Linked DNA regions of Homo sapiens: region 1 is linked to region 2. The links are chromatin loops, found by intact Hi-C in ENCODE. Cell type or tissue: Calu3. All regions are shown on one strand. Each heading gives the region's core, and the rest is flanking DNA. Links, peaks and the distances in the headings are about the cores only.

What was found. Peaks named below come from ENCODE experiments on the same cell type or tissue, not always from the same donor. Only the 100,000 strongest peaks of a DNase experiment are listed, where the experiment ranks them.
Region 1: a loop joins it to region 2, with 2.8 times the contacts of the local background. A loop is called at or near these places in 4 of 110 quality-filtered maps.

Annotation. Positions count from the first base shown.
Region 1 is chr4:89,475,132-89,491,555 of GRCh38, forward strand. It overlaps LOC105377328 (a long non-coding RNA gene), which reads right to left and starts at 10,428. Exons shown (of 4, transcript XR_938981.2): 1 at 10,219-10,428. RefSeq lists an enhancer at 14,446-15,038. In Calu3, for the core only: no CTCF peak of the experiment used is centred there; a DNase peak (open chromatin) is centred at 7,330.
Region 2 is chr4:89,578,490-89,594,913 of GRCh38, forward strand. It overlaps LOC105377329 (a long non-coding RNA gene), which reads left to right. Exons shown (of 4, transcript XR_007058469.1): 2 at 9,332-9,451. Among named protein-coding and RNA genes, the nearest start is that of SNCA-AS1, 250 kb to the right of the region's middle. In Calu3, for the core only: no CTCF peak of the experiment used is centred there; no DNase peak of the experiment used is centred there.

The DNA of each region.
Region 1 (16,424 bases), core at 6,351-8,850, 100 kb before region 2:
CATGGGACCTTTGGGAGGTAATTAGAATTAGATAAGGTCATCAGGGTGAGGCCTTCGTTATGGGGCTGGTGACTATAGGAATAGGAAGACAGACCTGAGCTGACACACACGCTGTCACCCTCTCGCCCTGTGATGCCCTCCATCATGTTATGATGCTGCAAGAAGACCCTACCAGATGCCAGCACCATGCCCTTGGACTTCCTAGCCTCTAGAACTGTAATAAATAAATTTTATTTTTTAACCCAAGAGGCGGAGGTTGCAGTGAGCCGAGATCGTGCCATTGCACTCCAGCTTGGGCCACAGGGCGAGACACAGTCTTAATAAATGAATAAATAAATAAATCACCTAATCTGTGATATTCTGTTACAACCTGTATAGAATATAAACCAAGACATATTTTCAAATCAGGGTATGAGTCAATAAGTGCAAAAATATTTTTTACTACTTACTTCGCAGTCCTACATAGATGATTTAGCAAGATACTTTGAAATGGAGGGCAGCTGGCATGTATGGTTCTGTTTTTCTTTTGGGCCTGGCATGAAACTGAAGCATATGAAGTCTCATTTTAATATCCTGTTATATTTTGTACCTAAATTTTATTTTCTACAACATTAATTAATTTATATTCTTAACAGTCTGACTAGATCTTTTTCTATATAAAAAAGTTAATTGTCAATGAACTTGCTACATTAACCAAAGATTTTGAATAAAAATTAATAATTTGGTTAAAACTATGTTGAGTATATATTTTCTAAGCTTATTCATATTGGAAACTGCAAGGTTTTATGTTGAATCATATGTTCCATGATCATTTCAAAATAAATAACCATTTTAATAATGTTTGTTATGGGTTTTTAAAATAGGTCACATCTTGTTTGGCATTTTAATTCCTCATGCATCAGTGGCAACATCAAAGGCAAGTTTTTCTCTTTTATCGTAAATGATTTTGTTTGGATTCTCTGAATCTCAAATGAGGTCATGATGAGCATTAGGAGTTCTGAGGAGGCCTCTCAAACTCCTGCGGTTGTAAGAAAAGTTTGTGTGTAAAATTATAAAGTATTATAGTGCAACTTAATCCTAGAAGGACAGTGCCCCAAGACAATTTAAAAAATCAACATATATTTTGGTGAAAGGAAGCTAAGTAATATAAAACAAACATGCTAATAAACAAAAACCCAGCACTAATTGTATATCAAGATAATTGTGTTTATGCATTAATATTCACATTCTACAAAGGATCTGACTTGACTTACAGAAATACATTGTATATAATAAGATTTTTTTCTTAAAAAGGACTTCCAGTTTGAACCTGAATACATATAGCCAAAATGTTTCTCCTTTTAAGAAATCACAAGAAGGCAACAAGAAGATAATTGAACACAAATCACTTCTTTGGTAAAACCAGCTGACAGATAAACCCCAGACTCAAAAATAGTTGGAAAGGATTCCATAAACAATGAAGGTCAAACAGCAGGGCTGGAATCAAGGAGACTGACAAAATAATATATTTTCAATAATCTCAGAGAGGGAAAGTATGACCCAAAACTTACAATATATATAAAGTGTGATCCAAAACTTAGAATATATACAAAAAAGACTAATAAATTCAACTCCATAAAACAGTGATGATGATGATGATATTGATAAAATTCTGCAAGGTAAAATATCTTGAAGAAAAGTGACCAACTGGAAAAAATATTTGCAGCTATTACCTTCAAAAGTGTAGTTTTCCTAATATAAAAAGAACTCTAAAAAATCATTAAGGAAAAGATCATCAATCCAATAGAAAAGGGCAAATAATACAAATTAGCAGAAAATAAAAATGGATCTTAATCACGAAAAGCTGCCTGACTTCACTTACAATAAGAGAATACTATCACAATGATACTGTTTCTCACCAGTCAAATTGGCAAATATAATAAAAATGTAGCATATCTGTGTAGGAATGTAAATTGAGAATACTTGTATAGAGTACCTTTTGGAAGAAAACCTTCAAAATTAAAAATGTTTTATGTGTGTAAAATAATAATATATTTATAAGATTATTCATTATTTTACTCTTTGAAATGGCAAAAGGTTGAAAACAACCCTAATGTAATTAGTACGTGTCATGTTAAATAAATTATGGAATAGCCAAATTTTGGTACAGCATTCTGAAACTGGAATACTAAGCAGTTATAAAGAAGACTGTAGAAGATCTTTATGTCCTTATAGGAAACTACATTACATATATTGTTAAAAGTATCCAGCAAAAGGTAGAATCATGTGTATGGCTTGCTCCATTCCTACAGAAAAGAAGAAAAGAAAAAGTATACACACAGTGGTCTTGGAAGACCATTGACAGAATAGAAAAGAAACTGACGATATTTTTTTTCCTCATGGGAGTGGGGGTATGAGTAGCTGAAGGATAGAAAAGTGAAGATAACTTTTCTTGTATACATTTTTATATCAGTTGAAACACTCAAAATTTATATTATATTTGTATTTATATTATATATTCAAGTAAATAAACTTAAAGGCAAAATCAAGCAACAATAATGACAATATGTACACTTATGATCTTGCACAATTATGAACGAAGTGCCTCTCTGATCTGAGCATCCTTTTGGCCAGTGCAAATGAAGGTATAAAATCAATATCTAAGTTTGTTTTATCCACAATACAGAACAAGGATTTTCTAGTCTCCAAAGCCTAAGGAAAAAATTTAATTTTTGACTGGAAACATACCATATTTTTGTTAAAATTGCTAGAAGGGCCCAATCTGTATGGCCTCTGATCTCCCACTTCTTTAAATTGATAATATTATTAGTTTGTGACATTCCATTTAAAATCTAATTTAGTTATCTACTTCACAATTTATAAGTTTGGTTTCTCTTACAACATTCCACATGATATATATGACTATGCCTGCCATTTAATGGAGTTTACTCTGAATATCTCTGGTACTTCAGCACCTACAGAGAAGGTTTTTCTTAATTATGGCCTAAAGAGAGGAGTCAATTGAATATGCCAACAATTTTAAATTTGTTAATCATAAATTACCTTTTAAAATGATTTCAGTGAAAGAAAAAATGTTAAAGGCAGCCAGAGAGAAAGGTCATGTCACTTACAGATGGAAGCCCATCAGACTAACAGTGCACCTCTCAGCAAAAACCCTACAAGCCAGAAGAGATGCGGGGACAATATTCAACATTCTTAAAGAAAAGAATTTCCAACCCAGAATTTCATATTCAGCCAAACTAAGCTTCATAAGCGAAGGAGAAATAAGATCCTTTTCGAACAAGCAAATGCTGAGAGAATGCATCACCGCCAAGCCTGTCTTGCAAGAGCTCCTGAAGGAGGCACTAAATATAGAAAGGAAAAACCCACTACCAGCCAGTACAAAAACACACTGAAGTACACAGACCAGTGACACTACGAAGCAAGCACATAAACAAGTCTGCAAAATAACCAGCTAGCATCATGATGACAGGATCAAATTGACACATAACAATACTAACCTTAAATGTAAATGGGCTAAATGCCCCTAATTAAATGACAGAGAATGGCAAGCTCGATAAAGAGCCAAGACCCATCTGTCTTCAAGAGACCCATCTTAGGCGCAAAGACACACATAGGCTCAAAATAAAGGGAAATTTACCAAGGGAATAGAAAACAGAAAACAGAAGGGGTCACAATCCTAGTTTCTGACAAAACAGACTTTAAACCAACAAAGATCAAAAAAGACAAATAAAGGCATTACATAATGGTAAAGGGTTCAATTCAAGAAGAAGAACCAACTATCCTAAATATATATGCATCCAATACAGGAGCACCCAAAATCATAAATCATAAATTTCTTGGAGACCTACAAAGAGACTTAGACTCCCATACAATAATAGTGGGAGACTTTAACACCACACTAACAGTATTAGATCATTGAGACAGAAAATTAACAGATATTTAGGACGTGAACTCAGCTCTGGATCAAGCAGACCTGGTAGATATCTACAGGACTCTCCACACAAAAACACAGAATATACATTCTTTTCATTGCCACATGGCACTTACTCTAAAATTGATCACATAATGAGAAGTAAAACACTCCTCAGCAAATTCAAAAGAACTGAAATCATAACAGTCTCTCAGACCACAGCACAATCAAATTAGAACTCAAGATTAAGAAACTCACTCAAAACCACACAAGTACATGGAAATTGAACAACCTGATCCTGAATGACTCCTGGGTAAGTAATGAAATTACGGCAGAAATCAAGAAGTTCTTTGAAACTAATGAGACCAAAGAGACAATGTACCAGAATCTCTGGGATGCAGCTAAAACACTTATAAGAGGGAAATTTATAGCACTAAATGCCCACATCAAAAAGCCAGAAAGATCTCAAACCAACAACCTATCATCACAACTAAAAGAACTAGAGAACCAGGAGCAAACAAACCCGAAAGCTAGCAGAAGACAAGAAATAACCAAGATCAAAGTGGAACTGAAGGAGACAGAGACACAAAAAACTCTTCAAAAAATCAATGAATCCCAGGAGCTGGTTTTTTGAAAAAATTAATAAACTAGATAGACCACTAGCTAGACTAATAAAGAAGAAAAGAGAGGAGAATCAAATAGACACAATCAGAAATGATAAAGGGGATATGACCACTGACTCCACAGAAATACAACAACCATCAGAGAATACTATAAACACCTCTATGCACATAAACTAGAAAATCTAGAAGAAACTGATAAATTACTGGATACATACACCCTTCCAAGACTAAACCAGGAAGAAATCGAATCCCTGAATATACCAATAACAAGTTGTGAAATTGAGGCAGTAATAAATAGCCTAACAACCAAAAAAGGCCTAGGACCAGAGAGAGTCACAGCTGAACTCTACCAGAGGTACAAAGGGGAGCTGGTATCATTTCTATTGAAACTATTCCAAACAATTGAAAAGGAGGGACTCCTCAGTAACTCATTTGATGAGGCCAGCATCATCCTGATACCAAAACCTGGCAGAGATATAACCAAAAAAGAAAACTTCAGGCCAATATTCCTAATGAACATTGATGCAAAAATCCTGAATTAAATACTAGCAAACCAAATCCAGCAGCATATCAAAAAGCTTATCCACCACAACCAAGTTGGCTTCATCCTTGGGAGGGATGCAAGGTTGGTTCAACATCTGCAAATCAATAAAAACTGGATAATCAATAAGCTGGACCTTTTCCTTATACCTTACACAAAAATTAACTCAAAATGGATTAAAGACTTAAATGTCAAAAACAAAACTATAAAAACCCTAGAAGAAAATCTAGGCAATACCATTCAGGACATAGGGACAGGCAAAGATTTCATGATGAAAACACCAAAAGCAATTGCAACAAAAGCAAAAATTGACAAATGGGATCTAATTAAACTAAAGAGCTTCTGCACAGCAAAAGAAACAATCACTAGAGTGAACAGACAACCTATAGAATGGGAGAAAAATTTTGCAATCAATCCATTTGACAAAGTTCTAATATCCAGAGTCTACAAGGAACTTAAACAAATTTACAAGAAAAAAAATAAATGACCTCATTAAAAAGTGGGCAAAGGATATTAACAGACACTTCTCAAAAGAAGACATTCATGAGGCCAACAAACGTTATGAAGAAAAGCTCAACATCACCGATCATTAGAAAAATGCAAATCAAAACCACAATAAGATACCATCTCATGCCAGTCAGAATGGCATTATTAAAAAGTCAAGAAACAACAGATGCTGGCAAGGCTGCAGAGAGAAAGGAATGCTTTTACACTGTTGGTGGGAGTGTAAATTAGTTCAACCATTGTGGAAGACAGTGTGGTGATTCCTCAAGGACCTAGAACCAGAAATACCATTTGACCAGGCAATCCCATTACTGGGTATATACCCAAAGGTATATAAATAATTCTATTATAAATATACATGCACATGTATGTTCATTGCAGCACTACTCACAATAGCAAAGACATGGAATCAACCTAAATGCCCATCGATGATAGACTGGATAAAGAAAACGTGGTACATGTAAATCGTGGAATACTATGCAGCCATAAAAAGGAATGAGATCATTTCCTTTGCAGACAAATGGATGAAGCTGGAAGCCACCATCCTCAGCAAACTGATGCAGGAACAGAAAACCAAACATCACATATTCTCACTCATAAGTAGGAGCTGAACAATGAGAACACATGGACACAGAGAGAACAACACACACTGAGCTTGTCAGTGGGGCAGGGGGAAAGAGAGCATCAGGACAAATAACTAATGCATGTGGGGCTTAATACCTAGATGATGGGTAGATAAGTGCAGCAAATCTCCATGGCACACATTTACCTATGTAACAAACATGCACGTTCTGCACATGTATCCCAGAACCTAAAATAAAATAAAAATAAAAAACAAAATATGGTATATATACATCATGGAATACTATACAGCCATAAAAAGCAATGAGGTCATGTCCTTTGAAGGGACATGGATGGAGCTGGAAGCCATTATCCTTAGCAAACTAACACAAAAACAGAAAACCAAACGCTGCATTTTTCACTTATAATTGGGAGCTGAATGATGAGAATACATGGACATGTGGGAGTAAACAACACACACTGGGGCCTGTTGTAGTGGGGAGACAGGAAGGAGAGCATTAGGAAGAATAGCTAATGGATGCTGGACTTAATACCTAGGTGATGGGTTGATAGGTGCAGCAGACCACCATGGGCACACGTTTACCTATGTAACAAACATGCACATCCTGCACATGTACCCTGAAACTTAAAAGTTGAAAAAAAAAAATAAGGCAAGAATGGAGAGACAAGGGAATATAAAATAGGCAAGAAAAATAGAAAGCACTGAATAAGATGATAAATTTAAATGAAAATATATCATCCCTTACGTTAAATCAAATGATTTCAGAAAGGCATTTAAATTTAAAAATGTAAAAATAATAAAATTATATTTTAAAAATATACTTTTCAAGAAAATTCCAGTGACATGGTATTAGAGAAAGATATCACTAAAAAATTTTATTTTAGAACATGGATATGTACCAAGAATATTTATTCTGCTTATATTATCTTTTAAGGTTCAGAAAATGAAATGAATACAAAGAAGTTTTAAATATTTTGTTTCAGTTGTACAGATCTGTATTTTTCTTTTTAGAAAAAAATTAACTTTTTTTTGAGGAGCACTATGTAAAAAAATTTTTTTTTTTTTTTACATCAGGACTCTCAAAGCTGTCCTGATTGGTCAACAAATGACATGGCCACTCTTTTAAATCATCTCACTTAGATGCAGCCAGCTCTGTCAGTAGATGGCAGTCCTGACAATGTGATCTAAGGGAGAGTGAAGCAGGTGGGAACACCAGTTCAAAGCAAGTGGACCAAGCTGAAATTATGGAGAGAACTGTGATTTATTCATGGTCATTTTACCTACTTACTGTAGACTTGTGCAGAGCCCAAATTAAGCTGGTTGATTCATGCAAACATTTTAATAATTAGTTCTAGAAATGTGAAAAATCTTTATAATTCCTTTTATTAGTTGAAATTGTCCTATTTTCCTTGAGACCACGAACTAAAAAGAACATATGGTGACTTAATTTTACAATAAGCTGAGATTAGTAGAAGAATAGTGATAGATGATTTTAAAAATTTATAAACTCATAGACTGAAACCTCAAGATTGTGTTTGTTTGACCTAGTGTTTAAAACCCAAAACTTGATATAGTGGAAAAATGGTTAGTTATTGCTAGAATTAGGATGAAAATTAAATTCTAGGCAGAATCTCAAGTAGCATGTATATTTATGATTTGCAGTTGAATTATCAACTGAATTTAATTAGCTGTGAATATTTTGGGGCCTATATATTAGGCATTTCAAAACTGTTGTTTCTGTATTTTGTTGACAGGTCACAGAAAGGATTATTTCACACTTTAAGAGAAAGTGACTCAGGGTTGTTGGAAGGTGGGTAAGAGTGACTAAGTCTGGGTGAAGTTTCCTCCTGCCTCTTTGCCTTTTCCTATGCTATTATTTTCCCACCTTCCATAGTCCGGGGAGATGACCGATGGATTCCCAGGATACTCCTTTACTTACTACAAGTGATCAAGGAAATTCAAGGACTGAATATGATAAAATATATTTGGGGAGGAAATGTAAAGTATTTTAAAATTGACAGTAAGTATAAGAAGTAATTTCTGAGGGCAAAATGGTGGTTGTCTAACAGGGGTGCCTGGTCCCCGGGCCATGGACTGGTACCAGTTTGCGGACTGTTACGAACTGGGCGGCACAGCAGGAGGCAAGAGGCAGGTGAGTGAGCATTCCCACCTGAGCTCCCCCTCTTGTCAGATCAGCCTTGGCATTCGATTCTCATAGAAGAGTGAACCCTATTATGAACTGCGCAGGCAAGGGATCTAGGTGGTGCATTCCTTATGAGAACCTAATGTCTGATAATCTGAGATGGAACAGTTTCATCCCCAAACCAACCCTGCTGGCCTGTGGAAAAATTGTCTCCCATGAAACCAGTCCCTGGTGCCAAAAAGGTTGGGGACCACTGGTCTGTAATTTGTAATATTGAGAGAAATTGGGGAAAACAAAGATTTTTCAGAATCCAAAGTGTAAACTGATCTAGTGTAAAAGATTTATAGCAAATAACAGACCCAAAAGCCTTAGTTTAAGGCCAGTAAGAAATCAAAATCATAAGAAGAATGAGGCTAGGGTAAACCCAACCCAGGAAAATAGCTCTGAGTAGACGCTAAAAGGAATTTGACTTGAGAGGCAGATATGGAAACACTTCTCTACCATGATCTAAGGATCTGAAATGAGCAACTCAATTTTCCTGGTGAAAATATTCAAACTCCATCGTTTGCAATTCAGTTCCCTTTATGAGATGGCCCAACCTCTGTTTGTTTCCTAGTCACTTCTTTCATAGCCAGTGTGTATCCAATGAGTAGACCTATGGGCCACTCTTGTCTGTGCTTTCCTGCTGCCATGGTGACATGAGTTTTGAATTTCTCTTTACCTAGATTACCTACACCTCCACTTTGAAAATAAACACACTGCTCATATTTGACCAAATGGATCAGTTTGTCCATAAAATTTCCTCTGATTCCCTCAGCTGGAAGTACTCTTTCTTTCTAAATCCTAAATTCATGCTAAGTACCTCATCTGGTCGCTTAACGCATTCTGTTTTGGTTTCAACTGTTGATGCATTCTTTTACTACGCTGTAAACCCTTAAGAGATAACATATATTTTATTGTTCATAGGCAAGCCAACCTTGCTGATAAATATTCACAGAATAATTAAGATTACCATATATAATTATTATCACATAATTGTTAAATTAAATATGTAATTACTAAATCACATAATTATAAAGATAATCATGTATGTATATATGTATTTATTGACATGGGTTAATCCTTTCAAGCAGGTTATTGGGTCTCAGGGTCATTTAAATAAAAGGATATTGAGGACTGAAAAGGAAGTCACAATAGGAAGGGAATTGCTTAATAGTTCAACCTGTTCATGTAACATTGCACGAGACTCTAGTTTTGTTTATTTCAACCATATATGTTTTTTCTCCTACCATGAACTTTGAAATGGCTGTCTGTCTACTAGATTACAATGCATAAGAAGAATAAGATTAGAAGAATAAGCATTTTTGTTTGTTTGTTTGAACTTGAATTTTAGGTTCAGAGATACATGTGCAGGTTTGTTATATAGGTATGTTGTGTGTCATGGGGTTTTGGTGTAAGATTATGTTTTCACCCAGGTAATAGGTTGAGTACCCAATAGGTAGTTTTTTGACCCTCTCCCTCCTCCCATCCTCCATCCTCGAGCAGGCCCTAGTGTCCATGGTTTCCTTTTTCTGTGTCCATGTGTTCTCAATGTTTAGCTCCCACTTATGAGAACATGTGATATTTGGTTTTCTGTTCCTGTGTTAGTTCACTTAGGATAATGGCCTCTGGCTCCATCCATGATGCTGTAAAGGACATAAACTCATTCTTTTTATGGCTGCATAGTATTCCATTGTGTATATGTGCTACATTTTCTTTATCCAGTCTACCATGGATGGTCTTTTAGGTTGATTCCATGTCTTTGCTATTCCTATCAAACTACCAATGACGTTCTTCACAGAATTAGAAAAAACTATGTTTGTTTTTTAAGAACTGGAGAACCATAGTCAACTGGGGGAAATATCTTCTCACCTGTTAACAGGAGTGGGTGAGACTAGGCTGTTTTATAGAACTTGAGATCTTCCTATTTTGAACTTTTCTTTGGGAGCTGGATGATTTTATCACCTTAATTGGTAAATGTGTCTTGCAGAATACCTGCAAATAATGAATACTCAATTAAAAAGTGGTTTACTTTGTTGTTGATTTACCATATGCCTCAGAGATTTTCCTAGTTATAATCAAGAGCTATGAAGTATGTAAGTGTTTTTCAAACCATCACTTGTGGAACAGAGCCAAAGGATTGAGATGGAGTGTAATTAGGAGTGTGTATAAATGATGCCTATTTTCTGGTGCATACTAGATAATTGTGCTTATTTTTTATAGCTAGAACAGCGACTAGAAAGTAAAGTTGACAACCTATTAGGAGCTTTAATTGCCTTTAAAATTCAAGTTCTACTGTAAATATTACTATTATAATATTGATAATATTTTAATCAGCCTTCAGATGTAGCTGTTTTTAAATACAAGAGAATGTACTTAAATATCCACCTTAATGTCATTCCTAATATTAGACCAGAGTTTTAGCAAAGTTATTAAGTTGAAATACAATCTTTAAACTATTTGCCAGAACATTAAGTTAGAATTTGCCAGTTCAGGTCAATATTTCTATGACACAATGCATATGGAAATTATTTAAATATCTTTACTTTTTAAAATGAGGACTATTTATATTGAGGAGAAATATCAAAAAAGTTATAGCATTGTGAATACAAAAAGAAGAAGAAGAAGAAGAAGAAGAAGAAGAAGAAGAAGAAGAAGAAATAACAGCTAGATACACTCTAAGCAGCTCAACTATCATTCCTAGAATGACTCCACAGCATTTTCCCCTTTGTACAGTAGATGTCACCAAAAGTTAAAGATGCCTGAGTAATAGATGCTCTTGGTACAAAGGAGAAATGTTTAACTATTATTTGAATCTAACGGTGAAAAATGCTAGAGGGCAAAACGTGCTTTTTCATAAGCATGTCACACTGATGCCTTTATCTATCACATGCAATGTTTCTTCCCATTGGACATATTCAACCCTCCTGAAAAGACAATGTATTTTATTTGTTTTTACGCTCTGTCTTTTTCTTTCAACCTTGGAATTCCATTTATGTTTTTTATATGCGGTCTGCAGGCTCTAAGAATTAAAAATATATCATTCATTAAAGGTAAATCAGCTAATTTCTATACACGTCTGAGATTCTCAGGTAAAAGGTGTTATGTGAGATGCATGCCTAATTGCAATATGTTCCAAATGATTGTATTTTTCTTTTAAACAGGGGCAGAAGACTCTCCATATACTATCATTAATGCCAACATCATTATATTAGAATATTATATCTGACAGTCAATTAAGGGTTGCTGGGAGCTGCCTTTCTCCAGTAGGAAGCACAGAAAAGGGAAAAGGGCCTTCTAGCACTTTCTCAACTTACTGAAGGCTGACTGATTCCAACCTTACACTGATAGTTTGATCCCAGGACAACAGGTGCAAAATATCTCAACCCCTGGGGCTAAGATAAGAAAGCTCAGGGGTGAGAGGATCCTATCTCCCCAACCTCTGCAACCACATACATTGAAGAATTCAAATTCAGTTGCCACAGCCCTAGGCCTCCTAGAAAAATTGAACTATCAACTAATTAGGGAGATCTAGGGGGCTCCCATAATGGGCCCACTCAGAAGACTTTTCAGATCACAGTCACTTCTCCACCAGTTCAGGGTCCCAAATGTTCTAATACAGACATCATCAGCTCAAATGCCTCTGGGATCCAGGCAAGTAACATAAATGTCTGAATTGGTCTAGACGGCTAACCCCACCATAAGGTATTTCAGTTCAAACTTTATCAAAGCTATTTCCACACAAACAAAAATCTGTAAGCCAGATTTCCCCCAGGCCCTTAGCTTTTGACCCCTGCTCTAATTGAATCAGGGTTTTAAGAAAGCAGCCAGGCCAGGGAGGTGGCTCATGCCTGTAATCCCAGCACTTTGGGAGGCCGAGGCGGGCGGATCACGAGGTCAGAAGATGGAGACCATCCTGGCTAATATGGTGAAACCCCGTCTCTACTAAAAATACAAAAAAATTAGTCGGATGTGGTGGTGGGCGCCTGTAGTCCCAGCTACTCGGGAGGCTGAGGCAGGAGAATAGCATAAACCTGGGAGAAGGCAGAGCTTGCAGGGAGCCGAGATTGCGCCACTGCACTGGAGCCTGGACGACGGAGTGGGACTCCCTTTCAAAAAAAAAAAAGCAGCCAAAGCATTTTGCGGGCAGACTGAGCTTGCATTCTAACGAAATTCCTGTGACAATTTTTTCATATAACCATATAGGTAAATTATAAAGAAGAGGAGAGTTCTCGTATCGATTTTTTCATATAACCATATAGGCAAATTATATACGAGAGGAGAGTTCTCGTATCAGTTTTACTTTCTCTTCACTAAGAACTTCGAGATGGTTTCTACTTAGAACAGCTGGGGTTCCATCTGGGTTGCCTTCGGCCTGGTGCCAGACCTTACTTAGTTCCTAGTTCTGAAATCCAAAACGTTATCAATTAGTTCAGTAAAACGTCCTGTCAAACGTTGTCTGTCTGAGTTAACTGCACTAGTGAAATATTTTATTGAATATTCTTTAGAGCACATTTATAATTGAAAAATGTTGTTTTTGGAAAAACAGTACAATGCAAATTCAGCTAGAATAGCTTATATTTCACTATTTTGAAATCACTGAATTCCAATAAAAGCTTGAGCAAGCTTTTAATCTACTGTCCTTCCCTGTAAATAAGCTACAATAAAAATGTGGCAAAAAATTAGACATAGCATTCACGATATTTCCACTCAAAACTTTTTCCACATTCTTTTCTATTCTTGGTAGCTATGTAAAGTTTTTGACAGTTATTTGCACTTAATGTTTATCAAATGTTGCTACAGAAGTCTCATAAATAACAATTTAGTTATTGCCCAATAATACTTCATCGAATTGATAGGCCAGAATTTAATTAATCATTTCTTATTGCCAAGTAGCTAGGTTTTTTTCCGTTATAAGTAAATCTGCAATGAATAGAAATATATTAGTTCTTTTAGATAATCTTTAGGAAAATTCCCTAGAGTGAGATTACTGCATTGAAGGAGACTTTTATGTAATTTTTGGAACCCAGAATAAAAATGGTTTCTAAAATGATATCAATGTACATATACACATTACCATAAATTATTTTATTATACACATTTATTATACACATTAGCATAAATTATTACCTTATTTTACACTGTGTATATTTATTAGGTATGTTTTCCAAATTTTAATGAAAATTTTATTTACTTTTTCAATTTTTTGTTTACTAATTTTTCCTTATATGTGCTTGCATTTTATCCTTTCATGTTTTTTTCTGAAAATATTTTATTAGCCTTTTACCTTTTATTTTGGTTACGATATATTTCATTACAAAGAAACAATGGTTATATGTAGGAAAATCTGTTTTTTTTTTTCTTTATGGCATCTTTCCCCTCTTTTATCAAGATTTTTAATGAGACCAGTTTCCCGCAAGGTTTTCTGTTAATTAGTTTATATAATTCTTCCTGGCAGCCAAGCTGTGGGTAACTTCCGTATTTAGTTATTAATCTACTAGCATTGTAGGGAGGGCATATGATAAAAATTACCATTAATAATTCTCATTAACTTTGAAACATTTGCTACACTATACTGTTTAGTGTCTTAACAAATTTTGAGAGTAACTAAAAATAAGAATTTGTTAATAATTGAAAACAGTAAAATTCAACACAGTGCTACTCAGCTCTTGAATTTTAGACTATGTTTTTTCTCTGGAACTTAGTATTTACATACCAAGGGACCAATTCTTTTTAAACATTTTTCTCCCAAAATGACAAAATCAATCATTACTTTATAGAACATACAGCTTGTCTTAACCAAACAACTAATTTTCAATACTAGTTTCTAATTGGTTGTTTAAAATGTTAACATTTAGTTTCAAGTTAATTTGCTCTTTTTTCAAAAGACCAGCGGAAGCCACATGATTTATGAGTTTGTTTGTATAGATATTGTAGGAAAACAGTGGGTTCCTGTGACACGACCAGGAAAGATTAGGCTCGCAGACACTTTGAAGGGTGAGGGGGAACGAAATGTATTGGGCGAAAAGGAAAAAAAACTCAGCAAAGCGATAGGAGTTCCTGTTAACAGGCCTCCATCTCACAGACTGAATCCCAGGTCACCACCCCGGAACAGGAGAGCCTAGGCCAGGCTTCTCCTCCCTGCAAACAGTGGAACTTCCCGATGCCCCACCGCGGCCTCTCAGTGCACAGCTTCTCTTTCCGTCTTCAGAAAGAATAAGGGGTGGTGTGGGAGGGGGTGTGGTGGCGGGGTGGGGAGGGTGTTAGTGGGGGTGGGGGGGTTGCAGGGCGGTGGGGAAAGGGCGGGCTTCATCCGGGACTGGCAGTTCAGTTTTTCAGTCCTCAGGCTGTTTTAGGCTTGAAGGCAGGGTTTAACCTGGGGGGATGGGGGTCGGGGTGAGAGGTGACAGCATGCTGGCAGTCCTCACAGCCCTCGCTTGCTCTGGGCGCCTCCTCTGCCTGGGCACCCACTTTGGCGGCACTTAAGGAGCCCTTCAGCCCGCCGCTGCACTGTGGGAGCCCCTTTCTCGGCTGGCCAAGGCCGAAGCTGGCTCCCTCAGCTTGCAGGGAGGTGTGGAGGGAGAGGCGCGGGCGGGAACCGGGGCTGCGCGTGGTGCTTGCAGGCCAGTGCGAGTACCAGGTGGGCGTGGGCTCGGCAGGCCCCACACTTGGAGCGGCCTGCCGGCCCCGCCGGCCCCCGGCAGTGAGGGGCTTAGCACCTGGGCCAGCAGCTGCTGTGCTCAATTTCTCGCGGGGCCTTAGCTGCCTTCCCACGGGGCAGCGCTCGGGACCTGCAGCCCGCCATGCCTGAGCCTCCCCGCTCCTCCGTGGGCTCCTGCCTCCCCCACGAGCGCTGCCCCCGGCTCCACGGCACCCAGTCCCATCGATCACCCAAGGGCTGAGGAGTGCTGGCGTGCACTGCTCGGGACTGGCAGGCAGCTCTACCTGCAGCCTCCGTGCGGGATCCACCTGGTGAAGCCAGCTGGGTGCTCCTGAGTCTGGTGGGGACTTGGAGAACCTTTACGTCTAGCTAAGGGATTGTAAATACACCAATCGGCACTCTGTATCTAGCTCAAGGTTTGTAAACACACCAATCAGCACCCTGTTTCTAGCTCAGGGTTTGTGAATGCACCAATCCACACTCTGTATCTAGCTACTCTGGTGGGGCCTTGGAGAACCTTTATGTCTAGCTCAGGGATTGTAAATACACCAATCGGCACTCTGTATCTAGCTCAAGGTTTGTAAACACACCAATCAGCACCCTGTTTCTAGCTTAGGGTTTGTGAATGCACCAATGGACACTCTGTATCTAGCTACTCTGGTGGGGAGGTGGAGAACCTTTGTGTCTAGCTCAGGGATTGTAAACGCACCAATCAGTGCCCTGTCAAAACAGACCACTGGGTTCTACCAATCAGCAGGATGTGGGTGGGGCCAGATAAGAGAATAAAAGCAGGCTGCCCCAGCCAGCAGTGGCAACTCGCTGGGGTCCCCTTCCACCCTTTGAAAACTTTGTTCTTTGGTTCTTTGCAATAAATGTTGCTGCTGCTCACTCTTCGGGTCTGCACTGGCTTTATGAGCTGTAACACTCACTGCGAAGGTCTGCAGCTTCACTCCTGGAGCCAGTGAGACCCCGAGCCCACCGGGAGGACCGAAGAACTTCAGATGCGCCGCGTTAAGAGCTGTAACACTCACCGCGAAGGTCTGCAGCTTCACTCCTGAGCCAGCGAGACCACGAACCCACCAGAAGGAAGAAACTCGGAACACATCCGAATATCAGTAGGAACAAACTCCGGACACGCCGCTTTTAAGAACTGTAACACTCACCTCGAGGGTCCGCGGCTTCATTCTTGAAGTCAGGGAGACCAAGAACCCCCCAATTCCGGACACAGGGGGACTTGGCTGCTTCCTGTTTCTATCATAGACGCAGCTGGCCTCAGAATATTCCACTTATGGATGAAAGAATGATAGTGTTATTTTATGGAAGAATTTAAGAAGATGTTGCGGTATCATCGACTTTGTAAGTGTGAAGTGTTTTTACTATTCCACTCACAATTCAGTTCAGGAAATATTTGATTTAG
Region 2 (16,424 bases), core at 5,034-7,533:
TTATAAATGATTTAGTGCTTTGTGCCTTGTTGGGAGATTTACCTCCATTTAGCAAAAAATTAGCACTTTTAGGTATACTGATTTTTGGCCTGGTGGAATCAGTGATTTTTTACTCATTGTGGAGTTGTTAACACTTCATGTGGCTCAGATTCAAAGTACTGATATTTACAGGAGATACATGGATGTGTGTTAATAATAGACATAACTGGTATTACAGAGAAGAAGGGGCAACAATTCAGGCCACATAGACTCTGTTTATAATGATAAGAAGCGAATTATACCACAACATTATGTATGACCTTAGGGCATAAATTTTAAAAAATGTCCTAAAAACTCATCAGCTACTGCAGATCATGAGCTACGAGAAACCACTTGAAAACTGATGCACAGATGAATTGACTAAGTATGCTACTCTAGAGTAAAAGCTTGGCCAGCTTTGCAGAGGTTCACATTTACGTGGCAGAATCATCAACTTCCAGAGAAGTATGTTTCTAGAATTTCCTACTTTTTCATAAATATCTTGAAAGAATTTCGATGTAAAATTCTAATTATTATTGTCAATAGCATTTACTATAAAACCTTTAAAAATCTACTTTTAAAATTCAATCATATGTGGTAGACATATTTCCATTTTGAAAGAAGTAATCTAAATTACAGTTTTTAAAAAATAAACTTTATTTTTGGCCGGGCACAGTGGCTCACGCCTGTAATCCCAGCACTTTGGGAGGCCAAGGAGGGCGAATCACAAGGTCAGGAGATGGAGACCATCTTGGCCAACATGGTGAAACCCTGTCTCTACTAAAATACAAAAAAAATAGCCGGTGTGGTGGCACGTGCCTGTAATCCCAGCTACTTGGGAGGCTGAGGCAGGGGAATTGCATGAACCTGGGAGGTGGAGGTTGCAGTGAGCTGAGATCACACCACTGCACTCCAACCTGGCAGCAGAGCAGGACTCCATCTCAAAAAATAAAAAAAAATTAAAATAAATAAATAAACTTTATTTTTTATTTTTAAACTTTTTTGATGTACAGAAAACTATGAAAATAGTACATTGTTCCTGTATACCCCATCCTCAGTTTAACATTTTATTAACATTTTACATTACTCTGGGCCATTTGTCATAATTAGGGAACTACTATTGATACATTATTACTAATTAAAGTCCACACTTTATTTACATTTCTTTGATTTTCACCTAATGCTTTTGTTTTCTGTTCTGGAATCCTATCCAGGATGCCACATTATGTTTCATCATCATTTCTCCTTAGTTTTTTTTTTTGCTATGGGAGTTTTACATATTTTCCTTGTTTTCGATGACCTTGACAATTGTTTCAAAAGCTGGTCTGGTATTTTGTAGAATGTTCCTCAGTTGGAACTTGCATTTATTTTCTATTAGATTGGAATAAGGGTTTTTGTAAGGAAGAGATCAAGGTCAATTCTCATTGCTTCTTATCAAGGGTAGCTAATAGCCACATGACTCATCACAGCTGATGTTAACCTTGGTCAACTGGTTGAGGTAGTGTTAGGTTTCTTCCTTGTAAAGTTACTTTTTACCCTTTTTCAGTCTGTAGTCTTTGTTTTTTTTTTTTTTTTTTTTTTTTTTTGAGAGAGAGTCTCACTCTGTCACCCAGGCTGGAGTACAGTGGTGCCATCTTGGCTCACTGCTGCAAGCTCTGTCTCCTGGGTTCACGGCATTCTCCTGCCTCAGCCTCCCAAGTAGCTGGGACTACAGGCACCTGCCACCATGCCTGGCTAAGTTTTTTGTATTTTTAGTAGAGATGGGGTTTCACCATGTTAGCCAGGATGGTCTCGATCTCCTGACCTCGTGATCCACCCGCCTCGGCCTCCCAAAGTGCTGGGATTACAGGCGTGAGCCACCACACCTGGACTTCAGTCTATAGTCTTTGAAAGGAAGTCACCATGCACAGCACAGATTTAAGGAGTGAGAAATTATATTCTCCCTCCTTGAGAGTGAAGCATCTGGTGAAGTATACACATAAATTATTTACAATTCTCCTGCATGGGGGATTTGCCTTTTCCAGCCTCCCATTATGTTTTTTTAATTTGTTTGTTTGTTTGAGACAGAGTCTTGTTCTGTTGCCCAGGCTGGAGTGCAGTGGTGCAATCTTGCTCACTGCAACCTCTGCCTCCCGAGTTCAAGCAATTTTCCTGCCTCAGCCTCTGGAGTAGCTGGGACTACAGGCACGTGCCATCATGCCTGGCTAATTTTTTGTATTTTTAGTAGAGACGGGGTTTTGCCATGTTGGCTAGGCTGGTCTTGAACTCCTGGCCTCAACTGATCTGTCCACCTCAGCCTCCCAAAGTGCTGGGATTACAGGCGTGAGCCACTACGCCCAGCCCCATAATGTATTTACTTAGTCATTTATTTATATCAATATGGACTCAGGCTATTTTACAATTTGAGTGATAATCCAATACCACTTTACTTATTTGTTGCTCAAATTATTTTAACTTTGGGCCAGATACAGAAGCTCATGTCTGTACTCTCAGCACTTTGGGAGGCTGAGGTGGGAGGATTGCTTGAACCCAGGAGTTCAAAACCAATCTGGTCAACAGAGCAAGGCTCTTGTCTCTACAAAAAACTGAAAAATTAGTGAGGTGTGGTGGCATGTGCTTGTAGTCCCAGCTACTCAAGAGGCTGAGGCAGAAGTATTACTTGAACCCAGGAGTTTGAGTCTGCAGTGAACTGTGATCACACCACTGCACTTCAGCCTGGGTGACAAAATGAGAACTGATCTCTTAAAAAATAAAAAATTTCAACTTTGGCCATAGGGAGCTCTCTCAGTTAACTCTTATGTCCCTTTGATATGCCCATCAATGTGTGTGCGTGTGCACCTGCATGTGTGTATGTGTTTGTGAATTGGAGTACTTTCTTACTTTTGGACGCTACAATGTTTTCTCATCTCTTCTAATATATTTCTCATTTTGTATATTTCTTGTCCCAGCCTTACAGTCAGCCATTTATCCAAGGAACTCTGGTTCCCTTTATTGGAGAATAAAATTGGTACTATTAAAAAGAAACCAAGATCTAGGCACCAGGTGTGCTCATCCCTTCCAGGGTGACATTTCTTTTAGGTCCTCTTAGCTAACAAAGCAAAAAATATATGTGTGTATACTAACCTGTGTATGTACACAAATATATAAATATTGCCCCATATGTATTTACAGTGAGCTAAAAATTAATTCATACTGTGATGGTTAAGACTGAGTGTCAACTTGACTGGATTTTAGGATGCAAAGTATTGTTCCTGGGTGTGTCTGTGAGGGTGTTGCCAAAGGAGATTAACAGTTGAGTCAATGGACTGGGAGAGACAGACCTACCCTCAATCTGAGTGGACACCGTCTAATCAGCTGCAAGCATAAAAGCAAGCATGGGAAGAGCAGACTTGCTGAGTCTTCCAGTCTCCATCTTTCTCCTGTGCTGCATGCTTCCTGCCCTCGAACAACAGACTCCAAGTTCTTCAGCGTTTGGACTCCTGGACTTACACCAGTGGTTTGCCAGGGGCTCCTGGGCCTTCAGCCACAGACTGAAGGCTGCACTATTGGCTTCCCTACTTTTGAGATTTTGGGACTCCGACTGGCTTCCTTGCTTCTCAGCTTGCAGACGGCCTATTGTAGGACTTTACTTTGTGATTGTGTGAGTCAATTCTTAATAAACTCCCCTTAATATATTCATCTATCCTGTTAGTTATGTCCTGTTAAAGAACCCTAATACACATACTGATGTTTAGAACTCATTTATTACCACATGAATCATTCTGGTTTTCTGTTACCTGTCTATAACCTCCCACTCCAACTGTGAGAAACCTGGCTCCCACAGTTGCCATTCCTTTACTTAATTGTTCACTTTCACTACACATGTATTATGGCTTCTGAATTGTTAATATGTACCTCATGGGAAACACCTTCAACTCAAATACAATGCTATGTACAATTCCTTTGTATTGGTTTTGTGAATGATGACACTGAAACTCTAGCTGAGGAGATTTCTAAGCAAAGTGTTGAAAGTACAGCCTGCTTTCTCCTTACTGCTTATAGTAAAATGTGAGAAGAGAGAGATAGATTGATGGAATTAGTAAGCAAAAAGTAACCAAAACTTGAAGATTTGGAAAATCCTAAGCCTATTCATATTGCAAAACAAGAGAAAGAATATTCAGGAGAGCACACCAAGGTTATGTCTGGATAATCACCTAATAAAGGGATTACCCATAATTTTAATCAGCCATCTCAGCAGAAGCCAGGAAGAAATGAGCTTACACCAGCAAAGTCACTGGAGTTTGAACCGAAGGGTATAGAGATAGGACAAAATGAAGAAAGGTTTTCCAACTTCTGGGATTTAAAACATGAGACAGTAAAGCCACCCAGTGATGATCATGCCTTATCTTTCATGAAAAGGGAAGAATGACCATGAAGGCTATTTAAAGATCATCAGAGTTGCCACTTCCACCACAGGCCCATGGGTAAAGCTATTTCCTCCTTGGTTTCAGAGGATGAACTCACCCCCTTGATTTCAGTGGGCCAGGATGCCCCTGTGAAGAGCTGAGAGGGTGAGGCCACTGCCTAGGGCCCTGGGGTGAAGGTGCCACCACAGTAGGCTTGGAAAACAGAGCATAAAGCCAAAAAGATTATTCTCGAGGCTTAACGTTGAATGGAATTTGTCTTGCTGGGTTTTGGACTTGCTTTAAAACCTGTCACCGCTTTATTCTTTCCTATTTTTTCCTTTTTGAAAGGGAAATACCTATCCTATGATTGTCTCACCTTTGTATTTTGGAGGCACATAACTTGTCTAGTTTCACAGGCTCACAGCTGGAGAGAAATTTTGCCTCAGGACAAAGCATCAGTCTCATTAAGTCTCATCGTGCCTGATTTAGAGGAGACTTTAGTCTTGGAATGGATGATGGAATAGGTTAAGAGTTTCAGGGCTGTTGGGATGGAAGAAGTATATTTGGCATGTGAAAAGGACATGAATTTTGCAGGAGCCAGAGGGCAGAATTTTATGGACTGAATTATGTCATCCCTAAACTTATATGTTAAAGTCCTAACCCCCAAGGTCACTGTATTTGAAGATAGGGCCTTTAGGAAACCAATTAAGGTTAAAGGACGTCACAAGGGTGAATCCCTAATCCAATAAGACTGATGTTTTTGTAAGAAAATAAAGAGAGATAAATAAAAAATAAAAAAAAGGGAGATCTCTTTCTCCAAATCCTACCAGAGGAGAAAGGGCCATGTGAGAACACATGGAGAGGCAGCAGTCTGCAAGCCAGTGGGAGAGTCTTCATCAAAAGCTGAATTTGCTGGCACCTTGATCATGGACTTCCAGCTTCCAGAACTGGAAAACATGTATTTTGTTTGTTTGTTTGTTTAAGCCACCTAGTCTGTGGTATTTGATTATGGGAGCCCTAGCAGATGGATACACTCTTCATGAGGTAGAAACTACTAATTTATAACAAAAAAAATAAGAGTTGGGGTAAAACACTATCTTAGGCATAGCCACTTTCCAAAGCACATATGATTTGAAAATAAAAACAATATATGTGGAGGAAGTGGATGTAATAGCTACTTTAAAGCCTTTTAAAGGTTGATGTTTTAGGATAGCCTAAGTCATACTGATATCTACTTTAAACATACTAAATGGGTTTATGTGCAATATATTCCCTTAAAATAGGATTTACTATTAAGTGGTAGTTTGGTAAAATATTTCTATAAAAGAACTGATTTAATTAATTCCAATTTAATTATTGCCTTTGAACTATGCAGATTAAATTATATATATATAGGCACGTGCACATATTTGTATGTGTGGTATGTGCATGTGTGTTAGACATGTGTGTATTAAATGAGTCTTCTGCACATTGAGTTCAGTTTGATAAAGTGTTTCATTTTTTATCCTATTTCATTGCTTAAAACGTAAAAATTGTATAACATTAAATTATAGGATAGCTGTGTGACATCCAAATTAGGTGGAAGATTCTAACAACTGAATCACCAGTGTTTTGTCATCTGAAAAAACTGAGCATTGTTTTAGATTATTCCAGTACCAGAGTGTTGTCCATCGAGTGGCTCTGCAAAGGCACCCAGCAGCAGTGAGGGTGAGCAGAAGAAAACTGCAGACACTGGCAAATACCATGGTCCAGTGAGGAGTGAGTGAATAAATCTATTCTTTTTCCTTATACTTTTGATTTGCTCTGGGTGCCTCCAACTGACCAAACTCATCTGCAACCAGAGTGTAAGGAAGGAAGCCCATAGAGAAGATCCTCCTGGAGCATATTGTGGTACAGAAGAGGGTGGAAAATGGATCCGAATTGACAAAGGGAAAATCATTTAATGGTTGTGGGCACTTTGTAGAACATTTGGAAAATGCCAGAAGTCACACAGAGGAAAAACCGTTAAGGGTGGTTCTAAAAGGGCAAAGAAGCTATCTATACATTTTTAGGTAGATTTTTAAAAATCATAAACATAAACCCTGGTTTTTGTAAAAAGGATTCCTCAGAGCTACTATTTTGCCTATATTTTAAATCTATGGCCTTGACTACTAAAGAGAGGGTTCACATAATTATGTCCATGGATGAAGGTGTGAGAGTCTGCTCAGCATGGCTCAGAAGTTGACAATTAGCAGTAAATCAAAGGTTTTGGACAGTCTAATGTTAACATCATCATTAAATTGAACAAGAAAATTACACTGATCAAATAAAAAAAAGAATACTTAAAACATTAAATCTTTGGGCTTTCCTGCAAATTATTACCTCAGAAGGCTATTTTTCAACTAATTGCCAGTACTCAAATGATTTTACTACTGTGTTATAATTCAGGATCTAGATTTAAAGTATTAAAGTAGCAGCTTATTTAAAAGAAACTGTGCTGTTTGTCCCATTTTCTTCATTTTGATCTTAGACTCTAAGTTTGAAATATCTTAGAACCTTTAGGAGGATACTCTTCAAAAAGTAACTCTGACAACACTTCTTTGGAAGCAAATGGGTACTGGGCTTGGTGTATTCAAATGACGTTTCCCATAGGTCTTTAAAAACCAAGAGTCTGATTCTTCTATCATCATTGTTACTTGACATTGTTCGTTGAGTTCTGGACATGATGATAAGCTATAAAACAGAAATAAAGCATAATTAGTAGAAGAAGGAGACACAAATTATCACTTTCACTGTAATATTCAGATTTTCATCAATGAGGAAATTGAGCAACAAAGATATCAAGCAACTAAGACAAGTTTAATAGCCCATTAGCATAAAAGCTGGGTTAATAGAGCTAAGATCAAGGAAAAGTGGTAGCAATTGACTTTTTGTGTGTGGTTTACAATAAGTAGAGATGATTGTCAGAAGAAATAATTTAAAGTCAAATCTTAAGGCATTTGTTCACTTACTTTTCATTTAATGAATATTCTTTTTAGTGCCAACTTGTGTAAGAAGAACCTGTGCTATGCTCTGGGGAGGTCAAGCTGGTCTAGATAGATGCTGTCTTTCCCTGGTCTTATGTTGTCTTTGTTCTAGCAGGGTTGCAGATTTTTAACCCAAATCCATTACTGTTGTGATAAATACTTCCAGAAAGTAACACAGGGTGCTAAAATAATACAGGTGAGAAGGACTTGACTCTCTTCAATGAATCAGAGTTAAAAAAAAAAAAAAACCCAGCATAGGACCTTAATCATTTGGGGAATATATGTTTTTTTTTGTTTTTGTATTTTTGCTTTATCCCTTTAAAATACAGAAAATGATACAATATTGCATTTAGAAAAATTGGTGGTAAAGGCAAAAAATTATGCTATAAATTTTTAAACTATCATTGGGCAAAAAAAGTAAGAGAAAGTGTAATTAAAAGTAGAGTGCAGATTTATGTGTTTTTTTACGCAAATGGAGGTTTGCTTTTTTCATTATCAGCCCTCTGAGGAATCATCTCTTGAGCCACGAGCCTTATAGAGCGTGTAGGCTGCAGGGCTCAAGTCACATGCTGAATCTTGACATTCCTGCACAAGCCATCAATGACAACACATTGACCTCAGATGACACTTCACAGCACACAGCACAAATCCCTCTTCAGCTTCTACTGGTGATGCTCCTTGGGCAAGAGGTGGACTTGTTTGAGAAATCAGATAAGATGGATGGCAGTTTGCTCAGATTCCAACTGCTTGAACACTGTCACTGAGGTCAGATGTTTGGATGCTTGAGCAAAGACATACTGGCCAAATCTGAAAAAAATCCAGAATAAATCTGTATGTCATGACACCAAAGCATCCCTTACTTTCCTTATACAGAAAAATAAATGCTACTAATGTGGATATCAAGGTTTAGGTACCTGCGAGCATTAGTTAAAACACATTGCAAAATTCATAGTGAATATTATCATGCTGTGAAGCAGCCATTCAGCAAAGTGCTAGTGGCATGCTATTTTTAAAAGACATTTTAATAGCAGCTTTCTCCCAGAAAAAAACCTTCACGTAAATGAGAGAAAAATGTGAGTTTCAGAAAATAGAATATTTATGCACTCAATTTGTTTAAATGGCTGAATAGCTAAATTTGACAGAACTGGCCGATTGGTTTATGTAAGTCACTAGATGGCAGTACCAACTAGTTAGTATGATATAGTTTAGATTTGCTTCTTAAATACCAAAGCAAGAACAGATAATAGGAAAAAAGTTAATTCAGCACACTCTAGCATGGAGAGACAGTCTTTTACTTGGCATGGAGAGACAGTCTTCTAGAGGTAATACTGTCACAGTGACAAGGTCTCAGAGTTATGGAAGTGCTAGAAATTTCCAAATTTGCTCCAACGTTAAGTCTTGGCAGACAGAATAATATTTATTATTTCTTTGATGTGTTGTGGTTTATAACGGGCTTTCAGAAACATTTTTCTCATTTGATTTTCACATCAGCCTTGGGATTTAGGTAAGGTTGGTAAGAATATCTTCATTTTACCAAAAGGTTACATTCTGTTTAGGTCAGTGGTTCTAAGACACTGGGAGCTGTTTGGGAAATAGAGGCAATTTTGGTTGTCATAGTGAAACAGTAGGGGTGGGTAGATTCCCAGCACATAGTGGGTGGGTGCCAGGTATGAAAGACATCTTCAATATGCAGGAAAATCCCACACAATAAGCTTAACCCACGTTGAACATGACTTTTGAAGTCTTCCCAGACATTCATGTTTATAGTCTGTAAGGGTTTTATAATTACCCAACTTTAGAACCGAACTCAATTTTATATGGAAAGTAGTTATGCAATTTTAATATATGATAACTTTTCCAGGAATTTGACTGCCATGTAAATCTAAAGTAACACGCACTTTGTCTTTTTCTAAATTCTTGCAGATTTTTTGTTCATTCTGAAAATCACATCGCCAGATCCAACACCTTTTTATCCCAATCACCAGTACAAGCCACCCGTATCAGTGTACACTGTGGCTGACCGATCCATAGTGATGCTTTGAGGTAAGCATCTGACCACTTAATATGTCTTCTAGTGTTCATATCAAAATAGATATTATTTTACTATGAATTGCCTAATTTAATATTTTTATTTAGATTACAATTAGGATATGACATTGATTTATTGAAATAATGACTTTAAGAAGGCTATACTCTATGAATTCTAGGATAATGAAGGGAGACCTTAGAAAATATTTGTTCTAAAAGGGGATTGAATGTTTAGTGAAGTAAATAACTGTCGAGTTAGAATATACATTTAGGTAACATCATGTACTAATTGTATATTACACCTTCAGGCTATTTCATTGTGGTATCAGAGCACCTAGAGCTCCTGGTAACATATAAAGAATTCACGTACACTCTGTGCCTTCCTTGACAGAAATCCCACTGCTGTGTCTTTTCCTTCTCCATTGCATTTAGAATGTGATTTGCATTTCATTATAGAAGGAACTGCTTAAATATTTTTGTGACCTAGAAAAATAACTTAGTTAGTTTTCCAAAATGCAGCCCTCTTTTAATTGAGAAATATCTATCAAAAGAAGCTGGCTGTATCTATTTTCTTCTGAACCAGATCAAGTCAGTTCAACAGTTACTGAATGCCTACAGCGAGCCAGGTGCATTTTGGGTGCTAGTGATGAGAAGGTGAATGGGAGGCCTTTGAGCAGCCCATGATCCTGCCAAGAAAAGAGGCAGGAAAAAATCAGACAGTAACAAAATGTGATAAGGGCAATATTAACAGTGAGCAAAATGCTAGGGAACACAGAGGCCAGAGTGATTAATTCTGCCTAGGGAGGAAGCTTCACTGAACTGCCAACATAAAAGAGATGGAAATAAAAATCAATGCTCTGATTTTTCTGAAGGCCTTTTATTCTGCCTTCAAGAAATATAGGGAAAGGCAATGCTCAGAAAACAAATACTATAAGACTTAAAAAAAGACCTCTAGTGACTTATGGAGTGAGAATCACCCAGTTTGGACGCTGCCTCTAGGTAATTAAGTACACATTGGAAACTATATTAACTGTAGTGGGACCTGTGACTTGAAATCCTTAGTGGTTTCTCAGAGAGCGGATGTCTGCATCACATTCATGATATTGAACCGAATACTACCTGTGCCATTGGGTCCAGTTCTATAAGCTAGATTAGTGGTATGCTGGTGCATATTTAATAACTGGATCCCCTATAAACATAATCCTTGATTAGTAGCATTTGCTAATTTCTGTGGTGTAGATAATCTTCTCATGGTCGATTTCAAGTTACAAACATGATGTTATCAAATGGAGGGTTAGGAAGTGTTGTTCACAGTTGGCTCTCATAAATAAGTACAAACAGGTCTGAGCTGGTAGGAGCTCTAGAATCCAATACTTATACTCATGACATAAAAGAAAACAATCAGCAATTCTGATTCTGACTTTGTCTCTAACAAACTGTGAATAAACTTTTATCATTAGCAATTTGTGTTAAGGCAGTCATTTAACTCTGACATTTTAGTTTGCTTAGAATTTATTGAGCACTTTACACTAGGGGGTATGTCAAATACTTTACCCACATTCTTTTGTATCCCCCTTACAGCTCTGGTAGATGTGATTATGCCCATTTTACAGATGACAAACTGAAGTTCAGTCTTTAAGTGATTTTTCTTGATGCAGTAATGAGTATGAAAACTATGAAGCTCTGTAGAACTTGAAGAACTACTATATTGTCAGAATAAATTAAAATGCTCATGCTTCATTCCATCTTTTTGAGCTGTTTGAAGATTTTGTTTTAGGAAAGTTATTTGCTGCATATCACTCTTCAATTCTATATCCATTTACATTTTCTCTGTTAGTTCTACCATTTCATAGAAATCCAGGAAATGTTGTCTCAAAACCAGTTTGTTGGAATATGATTGCCTTTATTGGCAATATTCTGAAAAGTTTAATTTTTATGAAAAAAATTAACTTGTTTTTACCTAGGAAACTATCCCCAGAAGCTGTTCAACTGGGACTGGCATTTTCCAGTCCCTTGCCCCAGTGCTTATCCCTGAGGTGACACAATCAGGGCCTGATCAAATATCTTACACAAAGATTGAGACACTCCATAGGTGATAGATTAGGGAAAAGTAATTTTTCTCTGCTCCAAGAAAGCAGGGATTTGTCCCCCTCCTTGGAAAAGTCATAGGCCCAAAACCTAACTCCAATGTTTGACATGTAAATAAAATCTCTCCAGGTGTCATGTCAGATAATCCCCAGTGCCTCTGCTTTTGCAGTCTATAAAAGTCTCCAAGTTCCTAGTGCCTCATTCCTCCTTCAAATGTAAATACTAGAGAGACGGCAGGCAGTCATCCTGACACTCTGGGGTTTAACTTAGGAACCTAGTCTGGGCTGTATCTGAGCAGTTAACTGGACAAATGGTGACAGCTCTAATTCTCATGGTCTGTGAGAAACCCCAGCAAGGCAGGTTTCCTTACAGGAATCCTGAGAAATCCATTGTAGTCTCATCCCCTCACAGTGCTGCCGGTGAATACTGGCTTCCAGCAACAGTCTCAGACATTGCTACTGTGCTTTATTGATGACAACTACACATACAAGTTTTAGCTAGGGTGTTCAGGAAAGTGTGAAGAGTAATTTGTTTCCTGCTCATGTTACATTCACTGTTCAGAATTTGATAGGATCAATGCAAGGGCATGTCTCCTTTAGAACTCTTTAGGTAGTAATCACAACATCCCCAGAATGTGATCTCTCTAAATGTTGGTTGCAAGCTTCCCCTCTTCACACAACCTACCAGTGGGGAAAATAGGCAAAGGCTCTGTGGGTTGAAAAAGAAGAATTATCCTATTCATATAAGAAGTGTTTATATTATTGTTGGTATGGCTTAAGGCTGACTGAGGAGAGTACAATGGCACCACACTGATTATGAGAAAGACAGAACATAAATCAGAAGGGAGGACATAGATGTGGCCACATCTGGAGGACTGCCTGATGCATGGCATGAAGCCTTCAGAGAGGATGGGGTGACTGCTCTGGGTGCCAGCGATAAGGGGGTTCACAGAGTAAAGGACATCTACTGCTACAACCATGGTTCTTGGGAGCTATAAACTAGGAAGTGAACCTATAGTCATCAGCAGCTGAAATATGGAAGGGTGAGAAACAATCTATGGACCCACATATGTGGCTCAAGCCTGAAGAGCATGGTGGACTTTCGGTAGCTTAGAGCCCTGAAGTTGTCCTTTGTGTGCTGTTAGTGAGAATCACTCAATATGGGCACATTAGCACCAAACTGGCAGCCCAGTACTATGAACAAATTCTCATGCTGGTCAGTGTGAGTAATCGTTTCACCAGGTCACTCTTCTAAAACTGGGCCAAGAGACTGCCAGATAACTCCATAGTGGACCTCATGCATCACAGTGGCAGTGGTGGTTGTGGTGGTGGGAGAGTTGGACAATACCCTGAAAGGGAAAAAGGGGACCAGTAACAAGGGTCCTGGTCTGAATCAGGACACCTTATCCCAAAGGTACTTCTGGCCCTGGGTGACCCCAGGAGTTGGAAAGGGACTCTCTCAAGGTGAGGAAGTTTCTTTTTATCCTAAATTATTGAGTGTTTTCATTATAAAGGGATGTTGAATTTTGTCAGATGCTTTTTCTGCATCAATTGAGATAAACGTGGTTTTTGTCCTTTATTCTACTGAAATGGTATATTACACTAATTGATTTTTGGATATTAAAAAAACGTTTCACACCTGAGATAAATATCACTTGTTCACGATTTATAATCTTTTCCATATGTTTCTGAATTTAGTTTGTGTGGTAGTCCATTCTCACATTGCTATAAAGAAATACCTGAGACTGGGTAATTTATAAAGAAAAGAGGTTTAATTGTCTCACAGTTCTGCAGACTGTACAGGAAGCATAGCGGCTTCTGGGGAGGCCTCAGGAAACTTTCCATCATGGTGAAAGGTGAAGAGGAAGCAGGCACATTTTACATGGCAGGAGCAAGAGAAAGAAAGAGAGGGGGGGAGGTGATACACACTTTTAAATGACCAGATCTCATGATAACTCATTCTCACCACACCACCACCTAGGGGGATGATGTTAAACCATGAGAAACAACCCCCACTATCTAATCACCTTCCATCAGGCTCCTCCTCCATCACTGGGGATTACAATTTGACATGAGATTTGGGTGGGGACACAGATACAAACCATGTCAGTTTGCTAGTATTTTGTTGAGGATTTTGCATCTACATTCATAAAAGATACCGATTTATATTTTTTGTGATGCATTTTGTATTGATATAAGGCAAATGTTAGCATTATAGAATGGGTGGGATGTGTTACCTCCTCTTTTGTTGTTTGGAAGAGTTTGTGAAGAATTCTTATATAATTGGTAGAATTCAACAATGAAGCCATCTGGATCTGGGCTTCTCTTTGTGCAAAGTTTTATTTTTTTCATTACTAATTCAATCTCTTTACTTGCTATAGTTTGATCAATTTTTAAAAATTTCTTCTTTAGATATTTTTGGTAATTGGTATTTTTCTCAGAATTTATCTATTTAATCTAGATTATCTAATCTGATGGCTTACAATAGTTCATAGTATCTTTGTTTACAATTTTTTTTTCTTTTAAATTTCTGTAAGGTATAATTTTCATTCCTGATTTTGGTAATTTGAATCTTTTTTTTCTTTTTTCAGTCAAACTAGTTAAAAGTTTGTTAATTTTGTTGCTCTTTTCAAAGAAACAACTTTCAGTTTGTTGTTTTTTATTATTTTTCTAATTTATGTTTAATTAATTTCCACTCCAATCTCTACTCTTTCTTTTCTTTTACTTGCACTAAGTATAGTTCACTGTTTTTTTTCCAGTCTATTAAAGTGGAATGTTAGTATATTGACTTGAAATTTTTCTTCTTTTTGAACATAGACATTTACAGCTACAAATTTCTCTCTAAGCATTGTTTAAACTGCATCACATAACTTTTGTCATATTGTATATTAATTTGTATTCATCTCAAATTATTTTCTGATTTTCCTTGGGGTTTCTTCTTTTACCTATTGGTTATTTAGGAGTGTGTTGATTAATTTCCACATATCTGTGAATTCTCAAAATTTTTTGTACTATTAATTTCTAAAGTCATTCAATTGCTGTCAGAGAACATATTTGTATATTTTCAATCATTTTAAATTTATTAGGGCTTGTTTTGGGGCCTAACATATAGTCTATTCTGGAGAATATTCCATGTGCACTTGAGACGAACAATATTTTCCTGTTGTTGGGTGGAGTGTTCTATAGATGTCTTTTAGGTCTAGTTGGTTTACAGTATTTCCAAATATTTTATTTTCTTATTGATCTTCTGCCTGGTTGTTCTATTCATTATTGAAAGTGGGCATTGAAGTGTCCAACTACCATTCTTTAAATGCCCATTTCTTTTTTCAATTCTGGTTTTGCTTCATGCATTTTGGTGCTCTGTTGTTAGTTGTATGCATGTTTATAATTCTTTTATCTTCCTGATGTATTGAACTCCTTGCATCATAAAATGTCTCTCATCTCACAGCTGTGGGTGTAGAAAAAATAAGACTCTCTTTATCTATAGTATCAATTCTTTTTGTTGTTGTTTAAAAACCTATTTTGTCAGATATTAGAATAAACCTTCCAGCCTTATTTGGTTGTTGGTTGAATTTTTGACATCCTTTCATTTTCAACCTATTTGTATCTTTGAATCAAAAATATTTCTCTTATAGACAGCATATAGTTGGATCTTGCTTTTTTATCTACCCTGATAATTTCAGACTTTGCTTTGCATTATTTAACGCAGTCACACTTAATGTTATTATTGATATAGTTGGGCCCACAGAAGTTGGGAGACAGTAAACAAGGGAAGTTTCTCTGGTAATAAGCACAGATGATTTACAATTGGAATGGCCTCCCCAAATGTCTTGCTAACAGATAAGACCAGGAGAGTCAGATCATTACACTAAAATGACTGAGGTTGAATTTCAAGACAGCCTGGCCAGGTGAAGTTTTTAATTGAGATTATATGATGAGCTTTCTGAGCACTATGAGTTCATACTCTCTGTGGAACTTCACTCATATGTGTAGCTATCCTTGCAGTTTGACATTCTGAAATGACCCAGGTTCAAACTTAGAAAGTAATCCCAAGCCTTAGGAAACCAGACCTTGACTTGTACCAAGGAAATTGTCAAAATCTCTTGCAGTTTCAGGTATCACTACTAGAGGCTTCTCAAAGAAGAAGCTTCATTCTTTAGGTGGGACTTGGTCTTCTAAACCCCTGATGACTGAACATACACAATACTCACTTTGGTTAGATGAGATAAAATAGAAGTGTTGGCTGATATTTGGGAAGAGTAAAAGAGAAAGAAGAAATAAAAGAGGAAGGTGAGAAAATGTGAATAAGAAACTATATGTATACTTTGAGTTTTAAACTCCACACATAACAGATTCTGTTATCTCCATAACGTCCCTGCCCTCTTGGTGTATTTGTCTTTGCTCCTCCTTACGTCTTTGGAAAGGGTTAGTAGAGGAATTCTGAACTCTCAGGGTTGTAATGCAAAAAGTGTTTCACCCTATCATTTAGTGGACTATGAACAAATGTAACCTGAATTCAGGTATATTGTTTTATTCACTGACATATCTGCAGTACTCAACACATTTCCAGGCATATGGTAAGTACTACAAAAATTCATTGAATGAATCAGTAAGCCATATCTTCTTTCTCCAGGTAGCCGCAATAGGAGGACAAGACTATGAACTAGCACCCTTTGTAAGGGGAGGAATAATTGAAATATGGGGTGGTAAGAAGTAACCTAATACATTTTTCTAAGGCACCAGGGAAATGAGTTCGATGATATGCCTCTCCTCCACTTTTTCTCATAGACTTTGGTGAAAAGTGAGGCTCTCCTGGGTTCCAGCCGTGGTCTTTTCACTTGCTAGCTTTGTGACTCTGAGCTCTCTGGACTTCAGTTTCTTCTGTAATAAAATTGTGAAAA